Regions from separate parts of the Homo sapiens genome. Here region 1 is linked to region 2. The links are chromatin loops, found by intact Hi-C in ENCODE. Cell type or tissue: endothelial cell of umbilical vein. All regions are shown on one strand. Each heading gives the region's core, and the rest is flanking DNA. Links, peaks and the distances in the headings are about the cores only.

Region 1 (10,711 bases), core at 1,057-9,056, 310 kb after region 2:
GACCAAGAACCCACCAATTCCACACACTCTACCTCACCCCAGTTAGAATGGCTATTATCGAAATGACAACAACAAAAAAATACTGGCAAGGATGCAGAGAATGGAGAACTCTTACACACTATTCACACAGTTAGTGGGAAGGAAATTTAGCATAGACATGATAGAAAACAGTATGGAAGTTCTACAGAAAATTAAAAATAGAGTGTCATAGAGTCCAAAATTCCACTATTGTGTATATATATCCAAAAGAATTAAAATCAGCATATTGTAGAGATATCTGCTCTTTAATGTTTAATGCAGCACTATTCACAATAACGAAGATACAGAATTAACCTAAGTGTCTATGGATGGATAAATGGATAAAGAAAATGTGGTACATATACACAATGGAACACTAGTCAGCCTTAAAAAAAGAATGAAATCCTTTATTTGTGGCAACATGGATCAAACTGGCGGATGTTGTGTTGAGTGAAATAAGCCAGGCCCAGAGAGGCAAATACTGCATGATTTCACTCATATGTGGAATCTAAGAGAGTTGATCTCATAAAAGTAGAGAGTAGTGGTTACCAGAGCATGGGAAAGTGGGGAGAGGTGCGGAGGATGGCAAGAAGTTGGTCAATGGGTATAAAGTTACAGTTAGGAAGAATAACTTACATGTTCGATTACACAGTAGGGTGACTGTAGCTAATAACAATGTGTTGTATATTTCAAGATAGCTAGAATAAAGGATCTTTGAAAGTTATCATCACAAAGAAATGATAAAGGTTTGAGGTGATTGACATAACTACCCTGATTTTATCATTATATAATGCATACATGCATTGAAACATCACACTGTATCTTCAAAACATCTGCAATTATTGTGTGTCTACTATAAATAAAATCTTAAAAATCTCAAAAAAAGTATAACTGAACAGAGCCACCAGCTGCTGCACATAGGAGGACCTCAGACTGTAGAGACTTAGTCTAGGCAAGACATCAAAGAAACTAAAGAACAAAGATACCAAGTAATTAACGTTAATACATTGTTCAAAGAATCAAAGCAAAATATGATGACATTGACTCATGATATAATAATTTCAATAAGGAGATAGAAGTTATAAAAAACAGAAACTCTGGCATTGAGAAGTTCAATAACACATAAAAATAATTAAATGACCATAACTCCCAGAATTTGATTAAAAACATTAATCTACACCTTCAGGAATCTATATGAAGTCTAAAAATATAAACACAGCAAAATTCCCACTAAAATACACCGTACTCATCTGCTAATGGCAAGATGGGGTAATAACAAGAAAGCTAGTCAGGCAACATGTACTAAGTTGTAACTGCAGTTACTGGAATTTTCTATATACTTGTATGTATATATTTTTACTTTAAGTTCCAGGATACATGTGCAGAATATGCAAGTTTGTTACATAGGTATACATGTGCCATGGTGGTTTGCTGCACCTATCAACCTGTCATGTAGGTTTTAAGCCCTGCATGCATTAGGTATTTGTCCTAATGCTCTCCCTCCTCTTGTCCCCCACCCCCTGATAGGTGCCAGGTGCCAGTGTGTGTTTTTCCCCTCCCTGTGTCCGTGTATTCTCACTGTTCAACTCCCACTTATGAGTGAGAACATGTGATGTTTGGTTTTCTGTTCCTGTTTTAGTTTGCTGAGAATGATGGTCTCCAGCTTCATCCACATCCCTGCAAAGGACATGATCTCATTCTTTCTATGGCTGCATAGTATTCCATGGTGTATATATGCCACATTTTCTTTATCCAGTCTATCATTGATGGGCATTTAGGTTGGTTCCAAGTCTTTGCTAATGTAAATAGTTACTGGAATTTTGTAACCTTCATTGCATCTATACTTTGTCATGTTCTAGATATTAACTCAGCATGCCTTTTCTAAATATTTAAAAACCCCACGAGCTAATTTTACTTTCAGCTTCAGTTTTCACTCCATTTCCTTTCTGGGAATGATTAACATTCTTAGTTTGTTTTCAGTGTTTATAAATTAGAAGCAAAACCTTAGAGGGAGGAAACAGAGCAAGGGTGAGTTGGCAGCTACGGAGAACTAGTTAGTACTGAGCACAGTCACCTGCAGTGCTGTGGAGCAAGTACACTCATTGTTTATAATTTATCCACTCTAAGGTATTTTGTTGGAGCAGTCAGAATAGACTAAGACAAGTCATACAACTAAAAGTGAAATAAAATAAATTAATAAATTAAAATTCACCCGTGGTGATATTCTGCCATATATGTGGTTTTCTTCCTTTCTTTTTTTTTTTTCCACTCTATTGTCAGCTCACTGCAGCCTCTGTCTCCCGGATTCAAGTGATTCTCCTGCCTCAGCCTACTGAGTAGCTGGGATTACAGGCATGCGCCACCAAGCCTGGCTAATTTTTATATTTTTAGTAGAGACTTTGTTTTGCCATGTTGCCCACGCTGGTCTCGAACTCCTGGGCTCAGGCAATCCACTCGCCTCGGCCTCCTAAAGTGCTGGGATTACAGGTGTGAGCCACTGTGCCCGGTCATATGTGTTCTATACATATGGAGCTCTCCATTTACATTCAAAATAAAAGTTTCATTTCATACAGTTGAGTGTTAACAGTACAATTATTCCATGGGTCTACAAGCAAATACTTGACTCTCAATATATTTAAATGGTTCTCTATATCTCTATTTTTATAGCAAGATTATGTAAACATAACATGAAGGCTACCATAATTTCCAAGAAGAGATGTTGGATATGATAAGTGCCCTCTTCACTAAGAATGTGAAATATGGATATGGATATATCTTAATTCAAACTAAATTTCGAATAATTCATAAGTGGAATTTTAACAGGACAAATAATCTAATTTACCCTGCCTACGTATTCACCTCTCTAGTCTAGTTTGTTTGTAATATGCTTCACCAGGAAATTGTTTTTCCAGGATATCTCAAGCATATTAACTAAAGAAAAAAATAATTAATTGTTTAAATACAGTGACCTGAGAAACACACAAGAGTGAATAGGAAGATAAAGGTGAATTTAGTAAGAAAAGATAGGACTTATGACGGTATTCACACTGTGTAGAGTTTGCTTGTGATTTTAGAACTGTAGTCCCAATATTTGAATCCCATTGATGTCCCAAATTTCCTGCCTCTTTCAGGGCTGGGGATTCTGGTAGTGACTTATGTGAATATCATCAACAGTGGAATGGTTTCATTATTTGGAAAATGCAGAAACACCTCTGACTCAGAGTGAGAACACACTGGCCCTACAGAGTGATGTTCTCACAGACAAGTCCTGCAGATGCCTTACCTGGCTCATTTCAAAGCTTTCATATAGCATCCTTCTAGTATGACAAGCATTTCATGATACTTTGTCTTAGTAGTTGGCTCTGTTACCTTAATTTTAGAATAATAGCTAGTGGCCACTTTATAGGCAATAAGATTACCTATCATTCATAGGAGATTCTTCTGAGTAAGGAATTTATAGAGAACTGTATTACTCTATTTTATCTCTTTCTCCTCCAAACTTGGAGATAAAATAGAGTAACACAGTTCTCTATAAATTCCAGATAATTTTTATCTGGAAATCTGTCTGACTTCTGAAGCAAATTCAGGACTGACCTTCTTATATCCTCCTTTAGTGAATACTTGAAAAGTCACCTTATGTGCTTGTAATTTTAGTTATTTTGAATTTGTCATGTTTTCTGTGGACTCTTTTCCATTCATAGCAACCCAAGTTTCTCTGGGAAGATTTTCTTACCAAGTCATTTTTTTTTTTTTTTGAGACAGAGTCTCACTCTGTCACCCAGGCTGGAGTGCAGTGGTGTGATCTCAGCTCACTGCAACCTCCACCCCCCGGGTTCAAGCAATTCTCCTGCCTCAGCCTACCAAGTAGCTGAGACTACAGGTGCCCACAACCACGCCCAGCTAATTTTTGTATTTTCAGTAGAGGTGGGGTTTCACCATGTTGACCAGGCTGGACTCGAACTCCTGACCTCAAATGATCCACCCACCTGAGTCTCCCAAAGTGCTGGGATTACAGGTGTGAGCCACTGCACCTGGCCTAGTCTTTCTTTATATTTATTTTGCTTTTAGTTATATCACTTGTCTTAGTCCATTCTGGCTGCTATAACAAAATACCTTAGACCAGGTAAATTGTAAACAGAAATTTGTTTCTTACAGTTCTAGAGGCTGGGCCATCCAAGACAGAGTGCTGGCAGATTTGGTGGCTGGTGAGAGCTGCTCTTGGCTTCAAAGATGGTGCCTTGTTGCTGTATCTGCACATGATGGAAGGAGAAGGGTCACTCCTTTCAACCTCTTTTATAAGTGCATTAATCCCATTCAAATCACTTTCTAAAAGCCCTGCCTCTTAATACTATCACATTGAATATTTGGTCCTAACATATAAATTTTAGGGGACACTAACCTTCGGACCATAACACCACTGTTATTTATCCTGTAGGTGGATTCCCAGGATGTTCCAGCAGCAAGATACCATAGAGATTATGTGCTGTAAAATCAACATTACACAGGGAGGCCCAAGGAAGTAAGAAACATATCAATAGTCTTATAGAGAGCACTTTTCCAAGTTGGGAGTGATTCGAATTTATTTTTGTTAGATTTTGCTTTATTTTAATGACTTGGTTGAAATCTAATTTACACACTATATATTTTACCTATTTAAAGTGCACATTCAATTCTTGAAGGGAAGGCAGGCTAGGAAAACTTCCTGAAAGAGGAGTGTGATGTAAATTTTGAAGAATGTGTTCATGCTCTCCAAGTTTAGATGCTTTTTCTTTCCCAGGGTTTGTGCTGCTACTTTGAATTATTCCAGATTATCTCATGGAGCCATATTAAATGGGATTCCCAGGTTTACCATGTAGATATTGTAACTAGGGTTAAATATAAGCAGCAATTGGTTATTTTAAGGTTATCTTTGTGTGGTAGTATGTTTCCTAAAAACGGGAACCCTACCACCATACGGAGATCCTGACCTAGATTTAGCAGATATGCACACTCAGAAATGCAGGGAACTGACAGCTAATCTAGCTGCAGATGTTTTTCTGCCTCTTTAACTTCTAAAGAGAAGACCCATAGGCAGAAAAAAACATGTGAAAATATGAAAGCACCAGAAGTTATGCATTTATAAAGGTACGCATTTTTCTAAGTGGTGGAACCTAGCATTGATGGGGAGAAGCAACATTGGCAGGGGAGGTTGGAGGGGGAGCAATACAAGCAAGATCTTGAAAACTTGTGTGGGCAGGCAAAGAATAAGGAAACATTAATTGGAACAGAATTTCTCCTCAGAGTATTTCATTGGAAGTTTAAGTTTGACCTGCGTGATGTGTCTTGGCCTTTTCTTGGTTCCTCAAAATAATTGAGCTCTCCAGCGCTTGCTGTGGTTGTAGCAGATGTGGATAGAATCCAACCTGTGGAAATCCAAGGCCTTGCAAGGTACAGGGGCAGGTCTCAGCTTCCATCAGGGTGGGTAGTTTCCTGCAGGGCTGTTTGAGAGATCTGATGGGAGGATTTTCTGAAACAAGGAGCTTCCTAAATGTGAAAATAACAACAGAGTTGTGGTAGAGCGTCAGCCAGACAGCTGTGTCTTGCCCATCACATTCTGAAGTTTGCTCTTATTGTATGGCCACTGGATGAATTCAAATATTTCCCATCTGCCTTTTCAACAGCAGTTTGATATCTGAGAAGGGATGTATGGCACTCACGTCTGACTGTTCTTTTTCTTCCCTCTCAAAAACCTTCACGGATCAGCAAAGCGAGCCAAAAAAAAAAAAAAAAAATCACCTGAAAAGGAAAAAAATGCTTCTCAAGCAAAGGTGTAAAGAACAGCAGCAAAACTTGGAGGCTCAAGAGAGGAGCTTTGTGGAAATCAAAGCCCAACTGAGAAAGGAGTGAAAGAAAAGGAAAACCTACTGAGAGAGCAGGATCAGAAGACTCTGAAGCTTGAGATGAGTCTGGCCTGGATCTAGGCAGTGCTTTCTGGGCAATGCCATGGTACTTCAGGATAGGATGGGTGAAAATTAAAGCAAAGGCATAGAGAGGACATCGTTGTCATGTATTATATTCAAACCTAAATAACTGTTTTTTTTTTAATGGTTTATTCATGGCCTCTAAGTTCTGTTCACAGTGTGTCTTTGGAGAGTTCTGTTAAGATTCTGGTAACTCAAGCATTTATAAAATACTGTTATTTTATAAAGTTATTTATAAAATACTGTTATTTTATAAAGTTATTTATAAAATACTGTTATTTTATAAAGTTATTTATAAAATACTGTTATTTTATAAAGTTATTTATAAAATATAAATAACTTTCCCAGGGTTTGTGCTGTTTTGAATTACTCCAGATGATCTCATGGAGCCAATATTAAATGGGGTTCCCAGGTTTACCAGGTGGATATTCTAACTAGGGTTATCTAATATAAGCAGCAATTGGTTATCTTTGCCAAGGTTATCTTTTTGTGGTAGTGTGTTTCCTAAAACCGGAAACCCTCCTACCACACAAAGATCCTAAGATAGGCCCACACTGACCTAAAATTAGCAGATATGCACACTCAGAAATGCAGGGAACTGACAGCTAATCTAGTGGCAGTTGTCTCCAGGTGAAGATAGCCTGCCTGAACAAGCACACAGCATAGAGAGAATTCTCTTTTTTCTTATCTGGAAGTGTTGATAGCTTCCTCTCACTTTCCCAGTCAAACCAGGATATATTCCTGCTGCAAACATCCTCTCATGATGAAAACACTTTTAAAAGAAAAATATAGACAGTGTTACAAGCTGTTAATATAAAGTCATATTTTTGAAAAAATGAAGATGTTAAGAAGTTTACCATTTACTTTCCTATTGCTGTATTTTTATAACCAAGTTGAATAACTAAGAAAAGCGAGTGACGATGTGCAAAACACTTAAAACAATTGTACTTCAAAGTCAAAGGAAAAAATTTGTGAAAAACAACCACAATGGCTTGCAATGTCTTAATTTTACCCTCTGTTGATATTATAAAATGTATGTTGTTACTATTTGAATTTATTTCCTTTGAATAATAATTTAAAGCAATTTAAAACATTTTTGATACAGCTTTTTTGTTCTGACTTATTTTTATGTCTGTATGCATTTTTCTGTCCTTCACCAAAATTTTAATATGAAAATAGAAAAAGCATCTAATATGGGATATCAATACCTGGCAAACAAAAGATAGAATAAATGTTGGCTGGATTCATTAATTTAAAGTGAAATGTAAACAGTTGTTTAGAATACAGAGGAGAAGAAAAAAACAAATTTGCATTAATCTGAAAAACATTAAAATAAGCTTATAGGATACCCTTCTGAAAGTTATAGAAGAATAATTTTACAAATGAGAGTAAATAAGTAGCTGCTTTGCTAGAGAGGGGGCTGAATGGCCTGTATGGGATGCTCCCTCCTTTCCCTTAGCTAAATGTGGTCCTCAGTTTGAAGATGTTTCAGCTGATGATATGGCTTAATTAATGGATGGTTCCATGAAACTCAAAGCTGCTGGAGTCCACTGGGCCACTGTGGCCATATGCCCCAAGGATGGCCATGTTTTGACAGACCAGAAAAGGATGCATGGCCTGATGGGCCAAGCTCTACATGGTAATAATACTTGTGTAGGTATTCCAACAGCAACTCCCTCCTACTTATTTACGTATGGTCCAGTGACTGGCAGATTAATGATTGGACCATTAAGAGCTTCTCTGCAGAAACCAGGAATGTAGAAGCAGCTTATGGACTGGAAAAGACACCTATTCATCACTTGTGTTGACACCTATGGCAGAGGACCATTCAAAAGGGAATGTGGATGGCACTCATGAGCTGACCCAGCATGAGCTCAGAAAATTGTCACAGTTGCTCATTGGGTTCTCCATAGAATGTGACCCAGAGCCCACCTCAGATGCAAGAATGGGCCAGATCATAAGGACCTGCCCTAGGAAAAATAAAAGCCAAAGATAGAACACAGCAGTGTGATTTCTGTCAGTAACCCAGGCTGTGCAATGTGATAAACTAGCCTGAATTAACCAGGGTTTAGGACCCACATGAATATGGCAAAATGACCACATCAAACCACTAGTTTCCAGTCACTGATTCTGGTGGTGTTTCACCACTGTTGATGCATGTTCTGAATATGGGACTACCATTTCAGTGTAGCATGTAGACAAGAGAACTACTGCTGTAGCTTTATAAAAGCACCTTTGCATATGTTCAGCAAAATTTCAATCTGATGAAAGCACTGTGTTCACTGCTCAAGCTACAGAGCAGTGGACATGTTCCCATGGCATAAGATGGATCTTGCATTTTCCCTATTTCACCCAGAGAAATGGGGTAATAAAATGATAAAATGTGTGGCTCAAGCAGTAACTAGACAAAGATCATCAGGAAGGACTACAGGATGACACTCCTGTCTAACTGATATGGTTTGGCTCTGTGTCCCCACCCAAATCTCACCTTGGATGGTAATAATCCCCACGTGTTGTGGGAGGAACCTGGTGGGAGGTAATTTAATTATGGGGTCAGGTTTTTCCCATGCTGATCTTGTGATAGCAAATACATCTCATGAGACCTGATGGTTTTATAAAGGGGAGTTCCCCTGCACATGCTCTCTTGCTTGCCGCCATGTAAGATGTGCCTGTGCTTCTCCTTTGCCTTCTGCCATGATTTTGAGACCTCCCCAGCCATGTGGAACTGTGAGTCCATTAAACCTCTTTCCTTTATAAATTACCCACTCTCTGGTATGTCTTTATTAACAGCATGAGAACAGACTAATACACTAAGAAAATCCATTTTGACATTAAACGTGGCACTGCAATTCATGCTGGGAAATACTGAGCTGGGAGGAGGTGGGGGACCAGGGAGTTTCTTGATTGGGCTGCACCTTCAAAATCCCAATCTCAGTATATCCAATCATTCTTTATCTATTTTCCTACAGGAAAGTACTCCCCAAAGGTGGTTGTGATCTGGGCTACAATGGCACCATAATAGGGCCTCCCAATTCAAACCTGGAGGCAATGCTACCTTCTGGTGCCTCTCAATGTGGATGGAGAAAGGAGCAACAGAATGTTGAGGAACCAGCATTCCTCTGATCACACCTGGGATTCCAGGCCCCTCAATACAGCTGGGTGATATTATAGAATATAACAAATGTGTTCAACATGTGATCCTCTTCCTGAATTGGACAACCAAGGCCAAAGGATTTGGGTCAAGCAATAAGGGCAGCATGTCCCTGCAGAAGTTGTAACCTTAGGACTCAAATAGACAGCTTGAGTGGCTATCCCAGGCAATCCTCACCCAGATAATTGGATAAGAGCGTCTGCAGCCTTTGAAGGTTTGTGGATCAACAGTAGAGTGAGGAAGCACTAATCTTTCCTCATCTCATTGCTGCAGAAGCCTCTGCCCTGCCTGGCATAACAACACCCTGAAGAGAATCAGCACAGCTATGGAGAGAGGAGATAAACTCAAACAATGCTGGATTTGTCATCCCAGAGTGAAGACTGTCTTGTCCTACAATCTTGTTGTAAGAGAATTACTTGTACACGACAACTTGGATGTTCTTCATGCTTCAAGACCAGTAAGTCTCACTGAACTCACTCACCACCATAGTGATAGATAACTGAATAGCCTTCAATTATGTGCTGGCCAAACAGGTAGGTATTGCCAACACTTGTTGCTGTTTATACCTTAATAATTTAGGGAATGTAGAAACTGAATTGGAGAAGGTGGGGTGCTCAACTGGATGGTTATTAGCTGTACACCTGCATTCTCTCTACACTCATTTTTTTTTACCTCTTTAGTTGGCTTAATCCAAGCACTCATGTTGTTGGTTGAGGACCATTTTCCAGGAAGGCCTGATCATCCTCCTGGGTCTGGTTCTTCCAGTGAACCTGATGAAGTGCTGTCTCAAAATGACAAGGAGGCTCTGAAAGCAAACTGCATGCATACAGGTTGTTCAGAGGCACAGCAGACTCAAACCCAGCTCCATCTTTCAATTTGAGGCAGGTAGTGGTCTTGTCAGATTTAATAGGTTTTATCTGTCATTACAGTGTCCCAGAAGGGGTCAGGGGAGGGGTGGACTATTGGGAAAGGTGGTCTCATGTGCACAGTCTTTCAACCCCTTCATGACCACATAAGAGTGGCTTTGGGCCTGGGACACTTCCTTACAGGGTGATAAGGAGCCCTCATAGCCTTTTGATGGGCATATCACTGTGTTCGGGAGTGTGTCTCTCTATTCTGGTCTTGATAGATGCTTTTTGTTCTACTTAAAGTGTGTATGTCATATAACACCTGGCCACCCTCACTGTTATATCTATTCCCAATAGGGACAGAATGGGGTGCTTTACCTGTAGCACAAGACGACTGTGTACAGACCCCATCTCCTTGTATTGGCTGTGGAACAAACCCACCGGCCATAGGCACTATTAAAGCTGATCTTGCACTATTTCTATGTGAGTGAAGAGTTGCTCCATCTAATACCTATGTGAGTCATGTGTCTCTTGGCAATTACAATACCTTGCAAACCAGGCAGTGGGAAGACATCTGGGGACTGCTGCTCCTGATGGTGGGCACTCTTATACACTTTTCTATCTTCCACTTAGTGGGACTCCTCCCCTGGAGGTGGTAACAGGTGTCATTTTCTTGACATTAATTTTATGTATCAACTTGGCTAGCCTAATGTGCCCAGTTCTTTGGTAAAACA
Region 2 (10,711 bases), core at 1,234-9,233:
CCAAGGACCCCAGAGAGGGCTCAATAATCAGGCATAGGGAGTGAGAAGTGGGTAAGAAGAAGATTCAAGGGAAGGAAGATAAGGTGATAGGTACCTATTGGGTGTCAGATATGACTAAGAATTTTATATATGTTGTTTCAATTTTCTTAATCACCTTGAAACATGGTTATTATTCTTCCCCATTTTGCAGATGAGAAAACTGAGCTGTAGAAAGGTTGCCTGACTTGTCTAAGATAACACAGCTGGGAAGTTGAGGAGGCAGGTCTGACTGGTATAAAAAACTCCAGCCCAGTGACTTCCATACTACAAAATGGACAAAAGAGATCAGGTACGCAGAAGGGCAGAAAGTAGCTGAATTGCTAGTTGTTTTGAATACACTTGGAAGGGAAGGGAGATACAATCTGAAAAACTCACATTTACCACATCAAAACAACACCCAGCAGGCAAGTTGACAGCCCTTTTCTATCTTACTGCTGATGGCAGTGGTGGGCCATCCAGAGCAGCCGCTGCCATTGCACTGGCTGCAGCCAGGCGGGACCCACTCCCAGGCCCAGAGCCTCTGCCACTCTGTTACCCTGGCCCCGTGTCATCTCTCTTGCCTACCGCCTCTGTGGGGAGGTGTGGGGAGGAGGTGGATAGTCCCCGGAGGAGCCTGCCCCTGGGAGCCCCCTGGAGCCTGCTGCCCTGGGAGCCTCCACGATGAGGCCAGGCTGAATTGCCCCCTGGTGTGGGGGCAGCATGGTTGGGCACAGAAGGGCACGCAGAGAGGAGCCCCGAGGTGGAGCTGGGCCAGGAGTGGTGCAGCGTTCCACGGAGCCTGCAGGAGCGAGGAGCAGGCAGGAGCCCCACCCTCCCAGGCGCCTCTACGGCCGCCCAGGTTGCAGCTGCAGACCCGGGCATCTCTGCACTCTCAGGGGACCTGGGAATCCCCATTGTTAGCCCCCGTAGGCTTGAAGGTGTCTGCTTCCACTGCCTGGCCTCTCCCTGCTGTTGGCTCCAATCACAGGGTGGAGTTGAGGCCAAGTGTGGGCGATGTCACAGCCGGGCTGGGTGTACACACACACGAGGCAGTGCTGACATGCCAGGCCCCTGCCGCCTCAGCCCCCTCTGGACTTTGGGCACTGACAAGCACAGTGGGGAGGGATGCCGAGGCGGGTGCTGAGCACAGCCTGGTGCTGGCCTGCAGGTGTCCCTTGGCATGAACAGCCTGGGTGTCATGAACAGTAGCAGGAGGCCGACTGGCTCCTGGGTGGAAGGGGACTGGTGCCTAGTGAAGCCCCACCCTCAAACCAGGGAGGACTCGAAGCCTGAGGGCCAGGCTGCCAGTTCCAAGGACCGGAGGGAGGACTTGTAGTGCTTTTTCTGGGCCAGCCCATGGCCACCCATGGACCAATCAGCACACACTTCCTCCCCTCTGAGGCCCATAAAAACCCTGGATTCAGCCAGACTCCGGCAGAGGACAGAGAGAGGATAGAGAGAGGACGGGGAAATGGTGGGATGACCCGCTACAGAGAGGAACTACCCACCTCAGTGTCTCCCGTCTGCTGAGAGCTGAGAAGACAATGGGATGACCAGCTGCAGAGAGGAACTACCCTCTCTGCTGACAGCTAGACACTCATCAGGATGACCTGCCTAGCAGAGAGGAGCTACCCTCTCTGATGAGAGCTGAACACTGGCTGAGATACCCACTGCAGGTCTCCTCTGAGCTGTTCTATCGCTCAAAAAAGCTCCTCTTTGTCTTGCTCACCCTCCACTTGTCTGTGCACCTCATTCTTCCTGGTCGCAGGTCAAGAACTCAGGGCCTGCCCAATGGCGAAGCTAAAAGATCTATAACCCCAACAGGGCTGAAACATGCCCCTTGCTCGCCACGTTGTGGGTGAAAAGGAGAGAAGAGCTGTGACCCTTCGGGAAGCCCAGACCTGGGAGCTCCTAGAGCCAGGGCTTTGACTCCCTCTTTGGGGCTCTGCAGTTCCTGATGTTTCCAAGTTTCTGGGTGCCACTACATTCCCTGGTGCCAGCCAAGGAAGCTGCTCGTGGTGCACCTGGTCCAGCTGCAGCCTCACAGAGAACCAGTGCCTGTGCTGGCACGTGGAGCTGCCCGCCCTGTGGTAGCAGCCGGCATGTCTGACTGCGCAGTGGCCAGACCCCATGCTCGCTTACACATCCCTTGCCACTCCACGCCTGACTCGCAGTCTCCCTTAGGGGCATGGGATCCAGACCGGTATCGTGAGCTGAGTGCAGCCTGCCAGGCTGAGTGGGTGGAACAAGCCTAGCGGGCCGAGCAAAACTCAGACAAAGGCACCACCAGCCACAGAGGTTTCCGGCCAGAAAAGTGACACCCCAAAGATCCCGTAACACTACCTCTTCAGATACATTGGCAATAGACCAGGACACGTTTTTAAAATTTTTCTTAATTTCTTATTTTTTCCTGACCCATCACCAACAGAAAGGTCACATTTTAAACATTCACAGAGACCAGGTCTAAGGTGAGTACACAGTGATGACAAAGTTTTGTTGGGAAAGGCAGACGTTCTGCACCTGATGCTACCTTAGTCCCTGCAAAGAGTCCTCACTTCCGTGACTAAGTGGAAATCAGCTACAATTACTTAAGCACGTCACTAAGGTTTTTGTAAATAAAAATTTCTGAATAAGAAAATTTGATACATTCTTCAGTTCTGGTGTTGTTACTAACGGTCTTAGTCAGTTTGAGCTGTGATAACAAGTATCCTAGACTGGGTGGCTTAAGCAACAGACACTTTGTTTCTCACAGTTCCAGAGGCTAGGAAGTCCAAGATCAAGGTGTTGGCAGATTCAGTTCTTGGTGGGGGCCCTCTTCCTGGCTTGTAGGCGGCTGAGTTTTTGCTGTGTCCTCACATGACACACACAGACAAAGAGCGAGCTGTTAGTCACTTCTTGTAAGGATACTAATTCTAACACGGGGCTCCACCCTCGTGACCTCATCTAAACCTAACTACCCCTCAAAACCCCACCTCCTAATACCATCACATTGTGGGTTAGAGATTCAATGTATAAATTCTAGGGGAAGACACAAACATTCAGCCCATAACACTAACAATCACCAAGGAACTCATATGTACAGAGTTTAGAAGTTAGCAAAGGAAATTCACGTAAATCACCTTATCTGAACCTCACAGTTGTTATCTGTGAGATAGCTATTTTTATTTTCCCTGTTTTGCAGATGAAGAAGCTAAGTTGAGAAGCATTCAGTGATTTCCCCAGGGTCATCTGACTAGTCAGTGGCAATGGTAGAGTGCAAAATCAGGTTTTCTGATTCCAAATCCCGTGTTCATTCAGCTGCATCAGGAATCAGGCCATTCCGCTCCTAGTATTAGCAGCAATAACAAAACAGGAACAGCAGCTGATGTGTATTTGGTGCTGTACCATGTGCCAGTCTCTTTAAAAATATTATCTCTCAGGGTAGATGCTAGCATTCTATTTTACATCCCCGAGAAAACTTAAAATTATCAGGGTTAAATAACTTTCCAAGATCACACAGCCAGTATATCCACAAAGCAAGTATTTGAACCAGGTTTGGCTGAGTCTAGAGACGATGTTCTTAATATGCCACTTTGCTAGAGTGGCCTTTGAAGTGCTCTTTGAAAGACAGTTTGTAAGATGAAAATATTCTTTTAGATATATTTATTGAGATTTTAGTCAGAAATGGATTTCTTGCCCATTAAAAGCACTAGTGCCCTACAAAGTGCTCTATTGAAAGTCCTATTTTTCAGGCACAACAGATGGAGGACAGATGTTTCTTTATGCTCTGAAAGGTCCACTTTATGTAGCTGACTATAATAAGATTGTATCTGGTTCCGAATGTTTCAGAGAAATGGTATCAGGCAGATCATTGTAAATGAAAGCCAAATCAAAGGCATTATTGCACAGATTTGATAGAAAAAAAAAAGCCAAAACAACAGGATGTTATTCAATGGTATGGGCGGAAACTTTTTCAGAGTTCATTCTGAACCACACAGACATTTTCAGATGTGTTCCACCCTAAGATTCAGCCTAGTGTCAGAGAAGTGCATGTATGCTTGATTGAGACTTGTGTGATGGGGTGAGGTGGTGGGGGCCTGGGGGTTGGGTGCCATAGGTGTGGGTAATGCAATACTGAACTTTATTTCAGTGTGATTTGGAATAACATGGAAAGCCTGGAGAATGAGTGGAAACTTTGCTGTGACTTAAGTAGACTTCGGATAAACAGGAACTTTCTATGAGTTCAGAAAACTTAGATGCCTGAGTGTATTTGAATACTCATTTGGGACAAATGATTAGACCTCTAAGATAATAGTTCCCAGCTTTTTGTGTGTATTGGAATCATGACTGCAACACCTGAGAAGGATTTTCAGGCCCAATACACAAGTACGCTCATGTTTTGACCAAGCTGACTTCCAGGTTAGAAAGTCCATTTGTATTCTACAGAGAATCATAGCATCTCAGAGCCTAAAAGTGGCCTTAGAGTCACTTAGCCCAACTATCCTCATTTACTGAAGAGGAAACTGAGGCCCCATGAGGGCTAGTGATATTCTGCCATCAAACTTAACACAGTTGGGAGGGGAATACCCTGAAGATCTAAAGGACACTAGTTCAAGGTAGTGTATGCAGATGTGGTTGAGTTTTCACATACTGTTTAAGAACACAAACTTTGAAACCAGATCTAGATTCTAAACCAGTTTCCTTTGCTTACTAGCTGTGTGTCTTTTGGCAAATCACTTAACTTCCCCAAGCCTCAGTTCCCCCATCTATAGAATAAATGTCAGTTTTCTTCCTTTAACATCATTGTACCCATGCCCTCAAAGACTGTATCCAAAGTACTACTTCCTTATGCCATTTTCTTACCCACAAGGATTTAACAACTTCTCACTGTTTCAACAATTTGTCCACAAAAGTCTCCATTAGTGGTTTCTGGCATGTGCCTTTGCCCTTAGGCATCCTGGCTGACCCACTGGCCAGCACACACCTTGCAAATGCCCAGCTTTCAGCTATTTATTCATTATGCACCTACAGTGTAGAATACTGTAACAAATTATAGGTGCAGATACTATATTAGTGGAAGGGGACACAAATATGAACGAGATTTGGTTTCTGCCTTCAGATGACTGAGCGGGAAATCCATAACCTCACTACATTGGTATAAGGGTTCAGAATAACTAACTCCAATTTGGGGAAAGAGGGTGATTAGAGGAGTTATAGAGTGATATCATCTTAGTCTTGAAGAATGAATTGAGGTTTATTCATATGTGTATGTATGGAAAAAAGGAACTTCTGGTTGAGGGAACAGCCTGGACAAAGACATAGAGGTTAGAAAGGCTTGGCAGAGAGGACTGCCCTGTAGTTCCATATAGTGGGCTGGCAGGAATGCATGTGGGAAGTCCAGCACTGCCTGGAGGACTTGGATTCTGGCCAAAAGAAAACCACTGGGGTCAGGTCACATTGCTGCTTTGTTAAATCCCACAGGGCACAAAAGGGCAAGAACATTCACATTTCTGGTGAGTCACATGTAAACAGCTGTATTTTTGCCAAGGTCTCTTCCAAAAGGTACTGAGGCTGGGGGCATCTTTCACACAAGGTGACAGAGACGTTTCTGCGGCTGACACCATTCCAGTCTTATGACCTTAGATTTCATTTTATCAAGCTTCTACTATCTATAGTTACAAGAAACAAGACCTCCTTTAAGTCATGCTGCCTGGCTGTGGTGAGAACGGACAAGGGTGTGGCTGTGGCAGATGGTATCAAAGAAGACCCTTACTGCCCCATTCCCAGTAGGTCCTTGAATGGGTACTGGGTAAGTTCCTGTGAACAATGGGGAACCCAACTCTCCATCCTATGTTCCCTGACTACCTGCTACTTCTAAGAGATGTGGGTACAGCCCTGGGAATGGCCTTTCTTCAGCCATTTCTTGGCCGTCCCTCCTCTTCATGGTAGGAGAGAGAAAAGAGGGAAGAAAGGACCCATGTGCTCCTGGTGGGCCAGATTCTTCTTTTCTGGTCCAATGTAATTTTCTCATGTGAAAGGGAACATTCCCTTCAAATATCAGCAAGATGGTCAGATGTTTATGCAGAATCTCAAAGCTCAGCATCAAGATTTCTGGTGAACATGGATGCTGTTTACACTAGCTTTACAGTCTAGTCAGGGAAACAGACACTAAATAAGTCATAGTTATCAAGAGGATGGATACCTCAAAGTATAGTACCAGTTGCCCTGGGAACAAACAACAGGGGGATCTAAGGATGGACTGGTCAGAAAAATGCCACCTTGAAGAAGTGACCATTTATACTGAGAACTGGATGAACAGGAGTTAGCTAGGCATAGGAATTAAGGAAGAGCCTTTTTGGCAGAAATGCATGTGCACAGACCAAGGCAGGAAAGGACATACTTTGAAATATTTTCTATCATCTTTGGAGGAAAACTCATTAAAGCTAACGTAGAAAGCAACCACTAGGGTCAGACAAGATGCTAACATTTTACACATATTATCTCGTGGAATCCTCTTAAGATCTTATGAGGTTTGTTTCTATGAGGAGTGGGTCTTATTTGTCCCTGCTGTCCCCCACTGTATTCACAATACCTTAGGCAGCATCTGGGTAAGTAGCAGACACTCAATATTTATAAAATAAAGCTTACATTTTACAGACGAGGAAGCTGAGGCTCAGAGGTACAAGATGACTCAAGAGTTACTGGTGAAAATAGGGCTCTGATCCAGGTTGGAGATGAGTACCTTCTGGGCTGTCAGTCCAGGAAAATGCTCTTGTCTTCTTCCAGATAAAGCAGAGACTAGGCCGGGCCTTGGACAGTCTTAGACTGGGCATGAGGGCACAGAGCAAGTGAACAGCACATAGCTATGTCTGCCCACTGCATTATCAGATGAACCTGGTGAGCGCATAGTCTGCCCTTGGAGCTGGCACCCAGGTGGGGCTGTACCCTAAGACCAGGCAGAAGTTAACATCTCTCAGTGCACTGAAACCTAGAGTCATGTTTCTCCAACGGGGAGCCTGTTAGCTGACCTGACACTCAGGTCTCAGCTGAACAGAAACTGGAGAACTTAAAACTGTCAGGCATCTATTTGCCCTAGGTCAGACTCTGGGAGGAAAGCCAGTGATAAAGGGTCAGCCTCAGCTTTCAAATTTTGGTGTTAAAGCCCAAGACAGCCAAGTACCTCACAGGTCACCTTTATACCTGTGCAACCTCAGGACATTTCTCTTAACTGGGAATTGTAACCTGAGCATTGTGAAGGCCCTGCTGGGAATGTTTCTAACTGTACTGCCCTAAATAGCTTCTCTTCACTGTCTACTTGGCTCTCCTGACGGGGAGGCACTGCAGAACAGCCCTTTAAGATAATTCCATCCTCCTTCACTTGCTATTATGCTTGAGGTTCTTTAGTGAATAAAAGTCTTATTCATGTGTCATAAAAGTGAATCATTTCCAAAGCTGAAAAAAGAAATGTATGACATACTCAAGTTCTTAAGAAAATTACTCAGTATTAAACATGATCAACACTTCCCACTCACTCAGCATTTTATGTAGATCAGAATATTGGAGTTGGAAGGCCAGCTAGCGAGCATCCAAGCCCACCCACTCACAAGGCTCAGTTAGGCTGCTACCCTGTGCATGCAGATCACACTGCAGATCACACTGGAAATGGCAGGATCACGAGGGCTAGTGCTGAAGCCCAGAAGTCAAAAGAACCCTATTTTCTCTCCCTCTGTCAGACATCCTCCAGCATCCTCACCAACTTCCCCAAGCCACAGCTTACCCTGAGAAGCATGTTAATTTCTTCCAGGCCCTTCTAGTCATTAACTTAGCTGGGGCCTTTACTGATGATCTGAGACAACACCCAAGCCATCTGCCTTATTTCCAGCATGAAAAAATTCTCCATGGACACTCTGTTCATCAGGAGAAATTATTATACTCACTACCAGAGAGAAAGAAAAAGGGAGAAGAGCTAATTTCTTTCATCTTCTAGAAGAAAATTTAAAAATAGTGCAAAGTCCCAGTAAGGTCGTTTGGTAAGTCATCTTCCTTTCATAGAAGAGCTCAGTGGAGAGGGCCTGGGACCCCTTAGAGCCACAGTCCCACTGTGTAACGGGCCTTGGGGACACCTGAGCAGGTGACTCACGTGGACCTGACATGACAAACATTTCAAAGGGCTAGCGTTTTGAAGAACCTCAGGGGAAATGCCAAGTGAACCAGTGTTAAATGGCAGTGGATTGTTAGAGCTGGGGTTGAAGCTTTCTTCCTGCTTCGTAGTGCATTCAGCCAGAAGGCAAAGCCAGGGTCACAGCATCTTCCAGGGCAAGGAAGGCAGCTTCTTATCTGGAACGTGGCATGAATTCAATAAGGACAGCCTAACTTGTCCCTCCTCCTCACTCTTCTCACTCTCCAACATTCTAAATCAGCAGAAGAACAAATTTAGCCTGAACTGTGATTAGAAGTCATTTTGTAAGTCTAAAATGTTTGCCAGCATTTTCCTATAATAAATCAGCACTCTCAGGGAGTTAAACTGGAACTTCCATTCTCTAATAAAACCCAAACTGACGTGAGCCTCATTTGCAAACTGAAACAAAAAACACTAAATGTTAACAACTCTTTTTAAGAGGTTGGGGTCATTATCCAACATCACCCACAGGGTCAGAAATCCAGCATGACACTCCATTCTTCTAATGACAGCAAATGTAGATTTAGGTTAAAACATTAAAATATAAACTATGCACTTTCAAAATAATCAAAGTTTATAAATAAATGGGTTATTTGGAAGAAATTATACTAAAATGTTTAAAACTCTGTGTGTAGGCATGCACATGTCTACATGTGTATCAATCTTTTTCAACATTCAGAATATTCAGAGCCTGCACATTATAAAGAACAGAATACTGAATTAGATGTTAAAATCCTAGAGTGTGCTCACAACCCTACCACTTACTAGCCATATGACCATGGCAGTGCATAGTATACAAAAAGTAGAGTCTATGGTGCTATGGAGTCCCCAGTTTAAAACCTGACTCTTCCATGTGCTATGCTAGCTATATAATCTAGTATGTTAGTTAAGCTACCTGAACCTGTAAAATAGAGGTAATGCCTACTTGATATGCTTTAAGGATTAATGATATTTATAAAGCTCATGGCAGGTGCTTTAGTAGTTCCCAATAATGGTAACCACTGAAGGTGTCTCTTTCAGAGCCCAGTTTGCTTATATGTGAAATGGGAAAAATGGCCTAAAGTTCTCTGGTACAGTGATGCACTGTGCATGGGAAGGGATTATCATTAAGATGCAGATTACAACTAAAATGAATGCAGCTTATTAGAGAATACACAGATTCTAGAGTTAGGTGGGAGACATGGGTGCTGATCTGGCTCTTCCACTAGTCTTTGGTGAAATGCGGATTATCTGTGCTCTTCAGAGCCAGCACAGTAGGGTGAAAAGAGCACTCAACGGGGGCATGCACAGATCATGGTACCATCTTCCTAAATCACTGGGGCTGTGATCTCCAACAAGCCACTTAACCCTTCCTTCTCAGCAAATTCTCCATGGTTTCTTCTCATTGGGAAGATCTCTGAATCCAGAATTACATTAGAGGATGAGGAGGAAAATAAAACATACAGGAAGTGACTATGGCTGAGGAGATAGAAACTAGGATAGCTATAGAGCAGGAGGAAGCACTAGGATCAAAGCAGACTGGACGAGACCACTGAGCTCTGAAAACCAGAGTTTTCAAAACTCCAAGGTGGTTATGAGAGGATAAAGTTGATGTTTAATGTTCAGCTAATCTCTGTAGAAACAGGCTATGCAGACCTGTAGGTTGAATATGGTTCCTGTTCTCAGCAGTCATGAGACCTTGGGATGGTAATAATTTGAAAGTCTTCTTTCTCACCTGTAAAATCAGAACAACATACCAAATAGGGTTGTTGGCTGGATTGAGAGAGTACACATGGAAAACCTAGCAGACTGCCTGGCACACAGGAGGTGCAAAATAAAGTTATTGTCATATACCACCTCAATACTTCTTCCTACAGTGATGCTCTCCAAACTCAAGGATCAGGAACTAAATAGTTAGATTATTCTCTTTTCTCAATTTGAAGCCACCAGTGAGGTTCCCGACATGCATTGTGCTGCTCTGATATCACAAGCCAAGCAGATTTTCCTCAGGCCACTTAATGCGTGTTGCATCAATTCTTCACGTGGCTACTTCTTTAGGCTTTCCCTTTTCACAGAACAACTGCCAGAGAAAGGCTCAATCTATTATGAAAAGTGTGGTTTGATCCACTTGAAAAAGAGAACTGTTCTTTTCTCCCCTTGAGGATCTGAGAAGTTTCTCTATGCATTACTACAGACAAGGGTGTGAATCCAACCCAAGCTCAGGGAAAGACTAGAAGGAAACTCCCTTCACACAGGTGGTGTTTAGTCCCCCACTAGTGGTGCAGTTTCAGAAACTCCAGAAGGGAAACCTTCCCACCTACTCCTTAATGACTGAGAAGCATTTCAAGGGAGAAACAGTTTTTCACACCACAATGGTAACTCGTTCATTCCTGTTGAGAAGAAAATAGTCATGGCCATATCCAAGGTACTCACATGCTAGGCTGTGCTGAACTAAGGGTAAGTGCACTTAAACAGGTGCCTGGGGTATTAATTTACAAGGAGTAACTACATGTCATTGGAGTAATTGGAAATTTGGTGCCAGTTAACTCAGGTTTC

What was found. Peaks named below come from ENCODE experiments on the same cell type or tissue, not always from the same donor. Only the 100,000 strongest peaks of a DNase experiment are listed, where the experiment ranks them.
Region 1: a loop joins it to region 2, with 9 times the contacts of the local background. A loop is called at or near these places in 2 of 110 quality-filtered maps.

The regions. Positions count from the first base shown.
Region 1 is chr1:89,291,206-89,301,916 of GRCh38, reverse strand. It overlaps the pseudogene LOC100421401. Among named protein-coding and RNA genes, the nearest start is that of GBP5, 24 kb to the right of the region's middle. In endothelial cell of umbilical vein, for the core only: no CTCF peak of the experiment used is centred there; no DNase peak of the experiment used is centred there.
Region 2 is chr1:89,600,651-89,611,361 of GRCh38, reverse strand. No RefSeq gene overlaps it. Among named protein-coding and RNA genes, the nearest start is that of LRRC8C-DT, 27 kb to the left of the region's middle. RefSeq lists an enhancer at 10,346-10,595. In endothelial cell of umbilical vein, for the core only: no CTCF peak of the experiment used is centred there; a DNase peak (open chromatin) is centred at 5,431.